Linked DNA regions of Homo sapiens: region 2 is linked to region 1. The links are chromatin contacts, found by Hi-C or POLR2A ChIA-PET in ENCODE. All regions are on one chromosome and are shown on one strand. Each heading gives the region's core, a stretch centred on a gene start or an enhancer-like site at or near the end of the contact. The rest is flanking DNA. Distances are from core to core; before and after follow the strand shown.

What was found. Hi-C counts contacts between places; a loop is a spot of excess contacts on that map. ChIA-PET counts read pairs that join two places held with the same protein, here RNA polymerase II (POLR2A). Pooled maps may share reads with other maps.
Region 2: a loop to region 1 is called in a map of posterior vena cava, with 2.6 times the contacts of the local background. The contact joins two enhancer-like sites. A Hi-C loop is called at or near these places in 20 of 168 maps with a recorded cell type or tissue (PC-3, PC-9, adrenal gland and 10 more) and 15 of 50 pooled maps. POLR2A ChIA-PET finds 5 or more read pairs at or near these places in 1 of 52 experiments (AG04450).

Annotation. Positions count from the first base shown.
Region 1 is chr3:100,087,986-100,093,700 of GRCh38, reverse strand. All of the region lies in intron 1 of CMSS1 (cms1 ribosomal small subunit homolog), which reads right to left. The region is part of intron 1 of FILIP1L (filamin A interacting protein 1 like); the gene reads left to right. Among named protein-coding and RNA genes, the nearest start is that of FILIP1L, 24 kb to the left of the region's middle. RefSeq lists an enhancer at 3,028-3,528. Within about 2 kb of position 3,165, at least 3 of the 41 ENCODE cell types and tissues checked have a DNase peak (open chromatin) inside an H3K27ac peak, as active enhancers do; they include gastrocnemius medialis and psoas muscle, where a contact is called at or near this core.
Region 2 is chr3:100,147,078-100,152,792 of GRCh38, reverse strand. All of the region lies in intron 2 of CMSS1 (cms1 ribosomal small subunit homolog), which reads right to left. It overlaps LOC105374009 (a long non-coding RNA gene), which reads left to right. Exons shown (of 5, transcript XR_007095984.1): 2 at 125-266; 3 at 843-997; 4 at 3,643-3,729. Among named protein-coding and RNA genes, the nearest start is that of FILIP1L, 35 kb to the right of the region's middle. Within about 2 kb of position 2,897, at least 2 of the 41 ENCODE cell types and tissues checked have a DNase peak (open chromatin) inside an H3K27ac peak, as active enhancers do; they include gastrocnemius medialis and psoas muscle, where a contact is called at or near this core.

The DNA of each region.
Region 1 (5,715 bases), core at 1,916-4,415:
GAAAATGGTTGTGGCTATAAAAGGTGAACATGAGGGATCCTTGTGGTGACAGAAATGTTTTCTAAGCTGTATCAATGTAAATATACTGGTTGTGACATTCCACTACAGTTCTGTAAGATGTTACCATTGGAGGAAACTGGTTGAAGTGTATGTGGAATCACTCTGCATTATTCCGTACAAATGCATGTGAATCACAATTATCTCAAAGTAAAAAGTTTACTTAAAAAATTAAAAGTATATATTTTTTGTAAAAAAGTATATATTTTTTGTAAGAAAAATAATGTAAGTATATATTTTTTGTAAGAAAAAATATGTATCAAAATCTTTATCCCTAGGTGGTAGTATATCAGTGACTTTCATTTTCTCCTTCTGGATTATCTGACTTTTTCTAAAATGAACATACATTGTTTTGGTAACTAAAAAGTTACAGAAGACATCAGCTATAAAAACACAGAACTAATATCTAATGACATAAGCTGCTCAACTCAGTATATCTGGTAATATGTTAGGCCAGAGGTCCCTGTTTTGATTTTGAGATTTCTAAGTGTCTGATGACCAGTGCATAGAGTATGTTTAAAATGAGCTAACCTTTTCTTTTAAAATTTTACACTTCAATTTTTTCCATTCTGTATTCTATTTCTGCAGTTATCTAGTAACCTCTACTCCTTCAACGTATTTATGAAACCCCACAAATTCTCAATTTATGGAACCTTTAGCATCAGGCTGGATCCATAGGTAGTGAGAGTTATGTGTATCCAGGAGAATGTCATATTTATAGATAGCTAAACTGAATAGAATTTGACCAGAAAGTCCCCGCTGTTAACTCCTGGAATGAGTTTGTCTTGTGAGAAGAATGGAACCATGATCCCAATACAGAGGTAATAGATACTTCTGATCCTTAGTCACTTAATTCTAAAGGATGCTGAATGCAGGGAGATAAGACATGAGGACAAGGTAGGACCTCAGAGTAAGTATGAATATTTTTTTCTCTAAAGGGAGAACCTAAAATAATAATAGCAATAATGTATGTTTGCTCAGTGCATACTAGATACCAGGCGTTATTCTAGGAGCTTAACATGCATTGACTCATTTAACCCTCATAACTAGTGGCCTTCCAACTGGGGTATGTGTACTGGGCATGCAAATACAAGATATACACATGCAAGGGTATTTTAAGGAAATTTGTCTTTAGACCTTAACTTCCATTTGTACTTTATTTTTCAGCTGCCTGAGAATCCAACTACATTCATATTGGCTTTTCCATGTTAAAAAAAAGCCAAACTTCTCACTCAAAACAAATCTTATTACAGTTCATTATCTTGTATACCATTGTCTTTGGGGTAAACAGACTCCTGGAATCCAAAATATGCTATGACGGGAAATCTACTGGTTTCAGGGACACATGCTTTCATCAGGACATCTTTAGCCAGCATGTCAACTATTTCCAATCACAATCAATTCTTATTTAATACTGTTATAGAATATTTACTCTTTTCTACCTCCTATTTAACAAAAATAAACTTTGAAAGCCATGATAAAAAGTTTTAGATCCAACTTAAAAATGTGTGAGGAAGTATGCATTTTTTCTAAATTCTTTACAGAGTACATTTTTAAGGACCACTGCTCATAATAGCCCTATGAAATAGATATTAATATCCGCAACCCCATTTTACATATGTGGCACAAATAAGGTCCAGAGAGATCAAGCAACTTGCCCTAGGACAGATAGCTGGTAAAGATCAGCGTTAAGATTCTAACCTGAGAAATCTGACCCTAGAACCTGAGTTCTTAACCACCATGTTATATACTGCCTTTACAGTTTCAATTAATATTTACTCAGGCCCAACGTGGAATCGGAACAATGTACCTGTGAATCACGAGAGGAGACGCTGAGCAAATAATCCTGTCTTAAGGAAAATATTGGAAATATGTCTAGAAAAAGGATTTTACTCTGACTAATGATACTGGTAGAAAATGGTTAGTTTTCCATTATTTTTATTCTTGTCAGAGATGGCAGAAACAGGAATTTGGGATACTCAAGTGGCTGCAGATAAAAAGATTATGTGGGAAATTGAGAAGCTAGTTATACTTTTGTAATGTAAGTCAGGCACGTAAGTTAGAACATGGCTACACTTTTGGTGACAGAATAACTTATGATGCTTATGGCTGGGAACAGGGTAGAAGGCTTGTGCTGCAAAGCATTTATCAGCATGCATCTTTAAAACTGGCTGCTCTTGTTACCTAATTTCTTACACTTCTTCTTCCCTTACAAAACATGAGTCTTTCCAATCAAATTCCACAAAGTTCATTTATTAAAACATTTTGTTTTGGAAGAAGAAGGTGAACATACATACACATACATACATGCACACCCCTTAAAGGCAGGGTTTCTTTTTTCTTTTTTTTTTTTTTTTTTGAGACGGAGTCTCGCTCTGTCGCCTAGTCTGGAGTGCAGTGGCGCAATCTCGGCTCACTGCAAGTTCCGCCTTCCAGGTTCACGCCATTCTCCTGCCTCAGCCTCCCGAGTAGCTGGGACTACAGGTGCCCGCCACCATGCCCAGCTAAGTTTTTGTATTTTTAGTAGAGACGGGGTTTCACCGTGTTAGCCAGGATGGTCTCGATCTCCTGATCTCGTGATCCGCCCACCTCGGCCTCCCAAAGTTCTGGGATTACAGGCGTGAGCCACTGTGCCCGGGCCTAAGGTAGGGTTTCAGGAATGACATTTTCCAAATGACCTTGGGTTAAAATTACTTGTAATCCCAAGCTACTTTGAAATGTTTAACCTCTGCACTCATTTCAAGTTTTCTTAAAATATACTTTAGACTACATGGGATGGAATGAAGCAGGCAAGCTCTAGGGAGGATAGGAGATACCATATTCCTGAGGCCAGTCAGCCTGTCAGCACTGGCATACCTGCAGAGAGCTCCTAGGACAGTGGTGATCAGACAAGTTGTGCAGTTCTGATGGAGAGGTTTTCCTGAGCATTTGGGTGTCCTAATTAAATACAGCCTTATTTCATGATAGGAGTGACTCAGGGTCAAAGGCAATGGGAAATGCTACAGAGAACACGACTGCAACACCAGGAAGGCTTTGGAAAGGCAGAGGCTAGTGTTGCAGAGAAAGAGCCCAGGCAGGGGATTGCAGAACAGTTTCATAACCTACCACTGGGAGGGCCTGGGCAAGTCATGCATCTCTGTCGCCTGGTTTTGCTCTCAAAGACTATGACTCAGAAAATCAGAGGTGGAATTGCTTTCTCTAAATTTCTTAGAAAATGTTATAAGGTAGAGGAATAATCTCTTCCCTGAAAAATCACGACCAGCATGATTGAATCCCATGCTTGCATTCCCAGCTGCACTTTTCCAAAAGGTGTTTTCAATTATTTTCAGTGAGCTAATGTTCCCTTGACTATCTTAAAGACTCAGAAGATCGGGACAGTTAAATTTGAATCTTGAAGAAAACAATAGCAAACAGCTGCACAATGGACCCATGTGGACAAAGGTGCCTGGGGCCTTACTAGAAGGGGCATTCATAGAGTGCTTCATAGTTTAGGGAGGGACTGCCCTTGGAACAAGCCCTCCATGGAAGGAGCTCAGAAGGATCAGCTGCAGACAGTGAAGCAATGAGCTTTGAGATAAACATCAGTGAAGTTTTCTGTGGCTCCACGCACTCCTATCAGGAGAAAAGCTAGCTGGCTTTGCAGTTGCGGGGGAGTAGGGAAGATGAGTGTACTATTTCCTCCCTCCAATTTTGTTCAGTACTAGAGGAGGTCTTAGAGATCATCTGAGTCAATTCCTACAGTTCACAGCCTAGGAAACGGAAGACAAGACTTGCTCCAGGTCACTGAACTAGTAGGTGGCAAAAATGGAGACTAGAATCCAGTTGTTCCTAATATGACATTCTACTTAAAAAGCCTGACTAAATCTTCCTCAATTAGCCACGGGTGTCTTCTTTTCCAGATTATTAACGAGCAATGAATTCTTACTTCATACAAATGCCTATGAAATTTGTATTTATATTATACTACCTTTTCACTCAATGTAAGACATCAGTAAAGTGATTCAGTTATCAAATATCATATAAAGAACCATAATGGGAAATGCTTAGTTCTAGTCTGTTAAATTGTTCAGTTTTAGAAATGTTTCTGCTTCCTATCCTTTTTGCTTGACATGAGGCTTTGACTTATAGGTGGATGCAGAAAAATCTTCATATCTTCATCTCCATCTACTCTTTAGGGCTTTAAATTCAGTTAATCCATTACTTGCATAAAGTTAGTAAAAACAAAGAATATTTAATTTTGAAGAGTATTAGCTAGCATTGTTGAGTAGGAAAGAACAGGAAAACCAAGTAAATCTCTCTGGATGGTTTTGCTTGTGGATATGCGTGTAGTAATAGAAAATGCAACTGAACTCTAAATAATAAAATACTTCCTGTAGGGCAAATACAGCCAGAAAAATTGGAAAGCAGATCAATAAGATTACTACATATCTTTAAGCCACTGAAAACAAGAGCTAGACGTTGGAATGTATTAGCAAAGTAGCTATGTCTAGACACTTCATGTTAACTATATTATATAACTTTTACTCTTGGATACTTTACTGGTAGGGAAATGGATAAAATGATCCTCACTGATGCCTTCTAATACTGGTGCCTTACAGAGCAGAGGTGGGTAATGTCCTTATTTCATCAAAGGATACTTTCTCTCTGGAGAGTGTAAACCATGATTGATTCAAGTACATGCAAACAGTGACTTACTTAGTGCTTCTGAAAAATTTCTGAGTCAGAAGGACAAAAAATAAACATAACAAAAAACAAACATTTACATCACAAAAAGGAAAAAAAAGCTCACTAAATAAATACTACCCAGAGAAAGAAACTGGTTTCATATTGTAGTGAATTAAAAGATACAAAAAAGTGGGGCAGATAGAGAAGAGAGACAAAAATATGAAGAAAAAGAAATTACAAGGCACAAGGACAAGAAAATATGTCAGGATTAGCAAGAAAAATGGGAGACTCAAGGGAGTGATGAGGAGAAAAAGAAGAGAGAGAAAACTGCAGAGAAGGAGAGAAAGTGCAAGAACTTGATGTCTCTGTAAGACTGAGGAAACTGGTGTGCTTTGACACTTTTGAAAATGTAATCGTTTTCTCAGCAATTTATTATGAATTATTAATGTGCAGAATATTCATTTCCTACAAATATAAAGATTTTGAAATGATTCAGGTTTTAAAAGTTAATTTCAATCAGAAAATGAATAATTTAGTTATCCATATATTAGCTATATCTTCATATATTTCCTCTGACAATAATAACTTACTCATTTGCATTATTTGTAGTTTTGGGGGATCTAGGTATCTGTATTCCATAATGTCTGAGCGTTACACTGAAAACCTATATTAACTTCTGAAATGAAACTATTTTTTTCTGTATCAATTTAAGCTTTTGGTTTAGGTAAGGGATGTCCAAGGGACACATATAATGATAACTTCTCTGTTTCACTGCCTTTTCCATCCCAGCAAGCTCCCAAATTTCACTTTAAAAACCTACAAAAGTAGTTTAAAAAAATTATAGTTAGAGCCAGGTGCAGTGGCTCATGCCTGTAATCCCAGCACTTTGGGAGGCCGAGGCAGGCAGATCACTTCAGGTCAGGAGTTCCTGACCAGCCTGGCCAACATGGTAAAACCCCATCTCTACTACAAATATAAAAATTAGCCAGGCAT
Region 2 (5,715 bases), core at 1,648-4,147, 59 kb before region 1:
AAAGTTTAGCAATACAGTTTTCTGAAATTATATGGAAAATGTGTCTATTGGCAAGGGTAATCTAGCTAAGGAGATTTTCAAATAGTGTTGAAGGTGACACCTGATTTCTTCTTGGGTCTTACAGGAAGGCGTTGAATTGAGAGAAGGAAGATTAAAGATGAAATCAAGGGTGTGACTTAAAACCATTCGTGAAGACCTCAGAAGAAACAAAGATGGTGCCTCAGAATACGATTCAGTCACATAGGAGCGCTTTAAATAAATTAAGGGTGTGCTCACAGATTTTTTTAAACAAGCTGCCTCTAGGAAGCTTAAGGAATATTGCCTCATATTCTCTCAGCAAGGGCCCAAGGTAGAGAAGAGATTAGGGGTGTGACTTCTGCCTAATGGAGTGAACCCCCAGAAGCATCACAGGTGACACCCACAGTTTTTAAAGGAGGTATATATGCAGAAATACCACTAGTTTGGGCTGAGAGAGTCAGAGAACAATGAGAACAGAGGCCTTTGGACACGGAGAATTCTGTCAAGAAGCAGGCTGCATTAGCTGTTCAGTTGCAAACCCATTCTGCTTTTAATAGAAAAAAAAAAAAAAGAAGAAGGATAATTGGAGGACAAAACAAAGCCCCAAGGGCAGAGCCAAGAACCATGGAGAATTACTCTTAGGCCTCGAGACTTAATAAATAAACTCCTGATATTTGCTTGGATGGCCTTCAGAATGCTGTGTACCAATGACTCCATGTGCCTCCTATTTGCCTTCTTTTGAATAGAAATGTCAATAAAGGTTATACTACACTTGTCCCACCACTGTGTGTTGAGCATGTGGGAGAGGTAACTTGTCTCTTTAGTTTCACAGGTTAAGAAGAAGAAATGTACTCAAAGAGCTGTACTTAAGGAATTAAAACTGAGGAGCCCCAACTGCACCTGGACCTGATTTAGATGACAAGATTTTGGATATTGAGCTCACACTGCAATGGGATGAGACTTTGCAATCCTTGGAGGGGTGAGTATATTCTGCACATTGAAGGGATATAAGTCACTGGGGGGCCAGAGGAAGAGTGTGGTAGCCAGATTCCAGGATAGCTCCTCATGATCTCGATCTCCCGGTACTCATATTCCTTTGTAATCTCTTCCCCATGAATGTGGACTGGATTTACTAACTCGCTTAATATGGCAGAAGTGACGAGGTGTCAACTCTGAGAATAAACTATAAAAAGATTGTGGTTTCTGTCTTGGGTGCTTTTGCTGGTTCCCTCTTGGATCACTCGGCCTGGGGAAAGGCAACTGCAACGCTGTGAGGCAACCCTGTGGAGAGGCTCAAATAGTGAGAGATTGAGACGTGCCGGCATCCACACCAGTGAGCTGCAAGGTAAACTCTCCCCAGCTAAGCCTCCAACCCCAGCCCACAACTTGGCTGGTACCTGACAAGAGAAGCAGAGCCAGAGGCACTGAGTTAAGCCATGTCTGTGAGATAACAGAAACTGACATAATAAATGTTTTTGTTTTATTTTAAGCTGCTAACTTTTGGGCAATTTGTCAATGAAACAATAGATTAATACACAGAACAGAACTGAGAAACCATAATGAAAAGGAAAAAGGTGAATCAGAGAATGAATAGGACACAGCTCTGTTTTCTTTCAACAATAGATAAGCATAATCTTGGAGATGAAGAGTGGAAGAAATATGAAATGACCAATGGTCAAATAAAGTAGTAGCAAGAAAATACAACAGTAGAGAAAGGAGAGCAAGAAGGGAAAGGGAGAAACACTCCTGCTGAAGATTCCTTTATGATTAAAGGAGATAAACAAAGGCCAGCAGAAGAAAAAAGAAGTCCACTGTGGTCTCTGAGCAGGAGAAGATGGGTCATGGAACCACTGAAATGTTACTGACATCATGGAAGCATCAAGGAAAAGTCAAAAAATCCTTCATAAGGGTTTATATTCTGGGAACCATAATTACAAAGTCACTAGGGCTGGCTCTGAAATGACTGATGCTGAAGAGGGAAGAGGGTGATGCAATCTCTAGGAGTAGGGAATTCATCATTTATTTTGGAAGTGATTACTGGGGGAAAAAGAACTATTGGCAAATCTTTATACTCACATTATTAAGCAGGCCAAGGATGATTATTTAGATGTGAAATGGTTGCTAGAGATGAGGTAGTTGCATGGATTTAAAAACTTTAAAGTTATAAATCTGCTGCTTAAAATACTGAACAAACTAGAGGCATGTATTCAGCGACAGAAATGTGAGGCCCAGCTATGGCAAAGGAGGGAACATCATCTATCTTGACAGATGCTCTTGCCTGGTGATATTAAAGCCTAAATGTATATTACAGCTGACAGCATCATGCCAAGTAGTTCCTGTACAAGCATAAAGAAAAACTGAAGGAATAGTACAGTCTTAAGCAAAGTTGAAACAAATCTAAAATTTAAATATAGCATAACATTTTTAAAAAATTGATCCAGAAAAAATGCAGTTATATTTAGAAAACATACATCTGGTCATATCTGCCAAATAAGAGCCCCAAACTGTGTTAGGTACTATAGTGGACACAAAAGAAACCCTGGCCCCAAGGGACTTACGAACCAGCTGGAGACTCAAGTTCTATGCGTGTAAACAATTAGAGAAGGACTCCTGAAAGGACAGACAGTATGCCTGACAAGTAAGTCATCCTTGGGGTGGTGGGATGAGTTCCAGAGGGAGAAGAGCAGTGGGAGAGAGAGGATGAAGGAGGCCACAGGGGAGTTGGAGGGACTGTGTGGGCAGGCAGGGATGGAGAGGACAGACCCCAGCCCTGAATGTCAAGGTGGAGGAGCCTTTCAAGGAGGGAATTGTGTTGGGAAATCAGGGATGTGGTTGGAGGAGGGATAGGGCATCACAAGGCCCCAAGAGACCTCTGCAGGCAGCTGTGTCAGGGAGGGGACAGCTCACAAGCTGGGACAAAGGGCTGAGATGGGAAGAGTCATGAGAAAACTGGGATACCGGTATGGTCATTCATTCCTTCATTTCACAAATAATGAGTGCCAATTAAGGGCAAGGTTCCATGTCAGGCGCTGTGGAGACGCACAGATAAAATCTGTCCTCGAGGTGAGTCTCCTGGGGATAAGCAGGGACCAAGATGGGCAACACTCATATGAGGCAGAGGAGCACATGCAGATTCTCATGTCAATTCAGAAAAAAATGATATTTCTCTGGCCAGGGAAATTAGGATAGGGTTGGAGAAAGGGGTTAGGACTTGGACTCTTCAAAGCAATTTGGTGGTGAAAGAAATTAAAGCAAGAGAAAAGTGATTAAAAGGGGGCAGTAACAGCTTAAGGTTTTGTAATTATTTTTTTGCTTGGCAGAAAATAGCAATGGCATGTGACCAACAAAACACATGAGAACACGGTTAATCCAATTTTCCTGAGCTGAAAGAGAGAGGACAGGTAAAAAGGAAAGTGAAAGCAACAGTATCCTTGGAGTCTGGCTCACAGCCAAGCAGATGGGCCATGACCCCCAGAACCCATCTCTCTGAGCCTCTGGTTCTTTGTAAAGTGGGTACCACCTACCTCCTAGGGATGCCGTGAGGATTATGTTACAGTGTGCCTTATACAGTAACAGTATTAACTGCTCAATAAAAGGTCTTTATTGTTTTACCAATGAGTCCAGAAAGAGCAAGGAACAAACAAGAAGAAAATCAAGGGGAAAGCAAGAAAAAAACGAAAGCCAATGGAGTATGAAGAAGACTACGTGCAAGTAAGTCCTGTAGGTAGACATTGATTAGAGGCAAAAGTCAGAGAGGGCATGACTATGGTATGATTAGTGGGATAAGCTAGGGAAAAATTAAACCCCACCTTGAGGAAATAAATTGAAGAGCTACGGATGTGTTACCCTGTAGGTTTCCAGAAGAATGATTGAAACTAAAACTAGTATAGGGCCTTTGAGCAAAATATTTAATGGTTGGAGAAAAAAAACCAAGATGATTATATATTAAACATGTATACCTTTCTGCATGTCCCTTCCCAGGAAGAAAAAATAATGGACAAAATAAAAAAGATTATAATATAATTATTAACTATATAATAATTAACACTTCAGTGATTACTCTCTGATAACCACTGTTTGAAGTGCTTATCAAGCACAGTCTTATTTAATCATCATTACAACTCTGTGAGGAAGAAATAATTGTTATCATTTACCAAGAAGGTGACTGAGTCACAGGGAAATTTAACTTGTCCACTTCGGTGGGCAAGTTAAGCAACACTACACTAAATTGCTTCTCACAGTTATCCTGAGCTGGGTCACAAACTTTGGGTAGAATAACACTCTGGTGTAATGAGTTTAAAGCACCTACAATAAGAATAAGACCCCAAATTGTTGCAATGAAAAATATAGTAACTTTGGATTGGTAATAGACAGTCCTTTAAAAGATCACACATAAGCCAGGCACTGCGGCTCATGCCTGTAATCCCAGCACTTTGGGAGGCCAAGGGAAAGAGGATCACTTGAGCCCAGAAGTTCGAGACCAGCCTGGCTAACATAGTGAGATCTCATCTCTACAAAAAGATAAAGAAATTAGCCGGTGTGGTGGTGCACATCGATAGTCCCAGCTGCTCAGGAGACTGAGGTGGGAGGATCACTTGAATTTGGGAGGTTGAGCCTGCAGTAAGCCATGATTGTGCCACTGTCCTCTAGCCTGGGCAACAGAGCAAGACCCTATCTCAAAAACAAACAAACAAAACCCCAAATCACATAGATTTATTAGGTTGGTGCAAAAGTAATTTTTTAAAATTAAAAGGAATGGCAAAAACCACAATTACTTTTGCATCAAACTAAATACCAATCAGGTTTGATGGAAACCCAATGAGAAAAAGCTACAAATGGATGTGAGTGGCATTTCTAAAGTCAGTAGGAAGATTAAAAAGGCAATAAAAGGTCACAAGTTTAGGAAAAAAGATTATCCAAATGGCCAATTCTGGTAATGGCAAAGACCACGAATCACCTGTTAAGAATGCATATGACAGACCATAATTCTGGGCAGAAATAAGGTCCCAGGAGCCTGCTGGCAGCATGGCCTGGTGCTGTAATCATGCACTCTAGTGTGTGATAACCTTCTCTATCTTTATACTATTTATCTCCTTTTAGGAGTTGTACCCAAAAGCATAAGGCTGGATTTTTGGCAAAAATGTGATGTAAGAATCTAAGATATTATTGTGAAATGCATTTATATAGTTAAAAAACATTAGGAACCAGGAGCAGTGGCTCACACCTGTAATCCCAGCACTTTGGGAGGCCAAGGTGGGTAGATTGCTTGAGCTCAGGAGTTTGAGACCAGCCTGGGCAACACAGAGAAACCTCATCTCTACAAAACATAAAAAAATTAGCTGGGTGTGGTGGTGCATGCCTGTGGTATCCCAGCTACTTGGGAGGCTGAGGTAAGAGGATTGCTTGAGCCCAGAAGGTCAAGGTTGCAGTGAGCCATGATTGTGCCACTGTACTACAGCCTGGGTGATAAAGCAAGATCCTGTCTCAAAAAAAAAAAAAAAAAAAAAAAGAAAAAGAATTAGGGCAAAAAACAGAACTTGCTGGTTTACAATGAAGGAAGCATGGCCCATGGCCTTTTCAAAGGGAAAGAAAGTAAAAGGCTCTCTTAAATCCCACCAACAACCGATATTAGGACATGGGGAGTTCAATAGAGAGGAGGAAAAGGCTGATTTCAGAATTTAACAGTGGTGGCTCTCC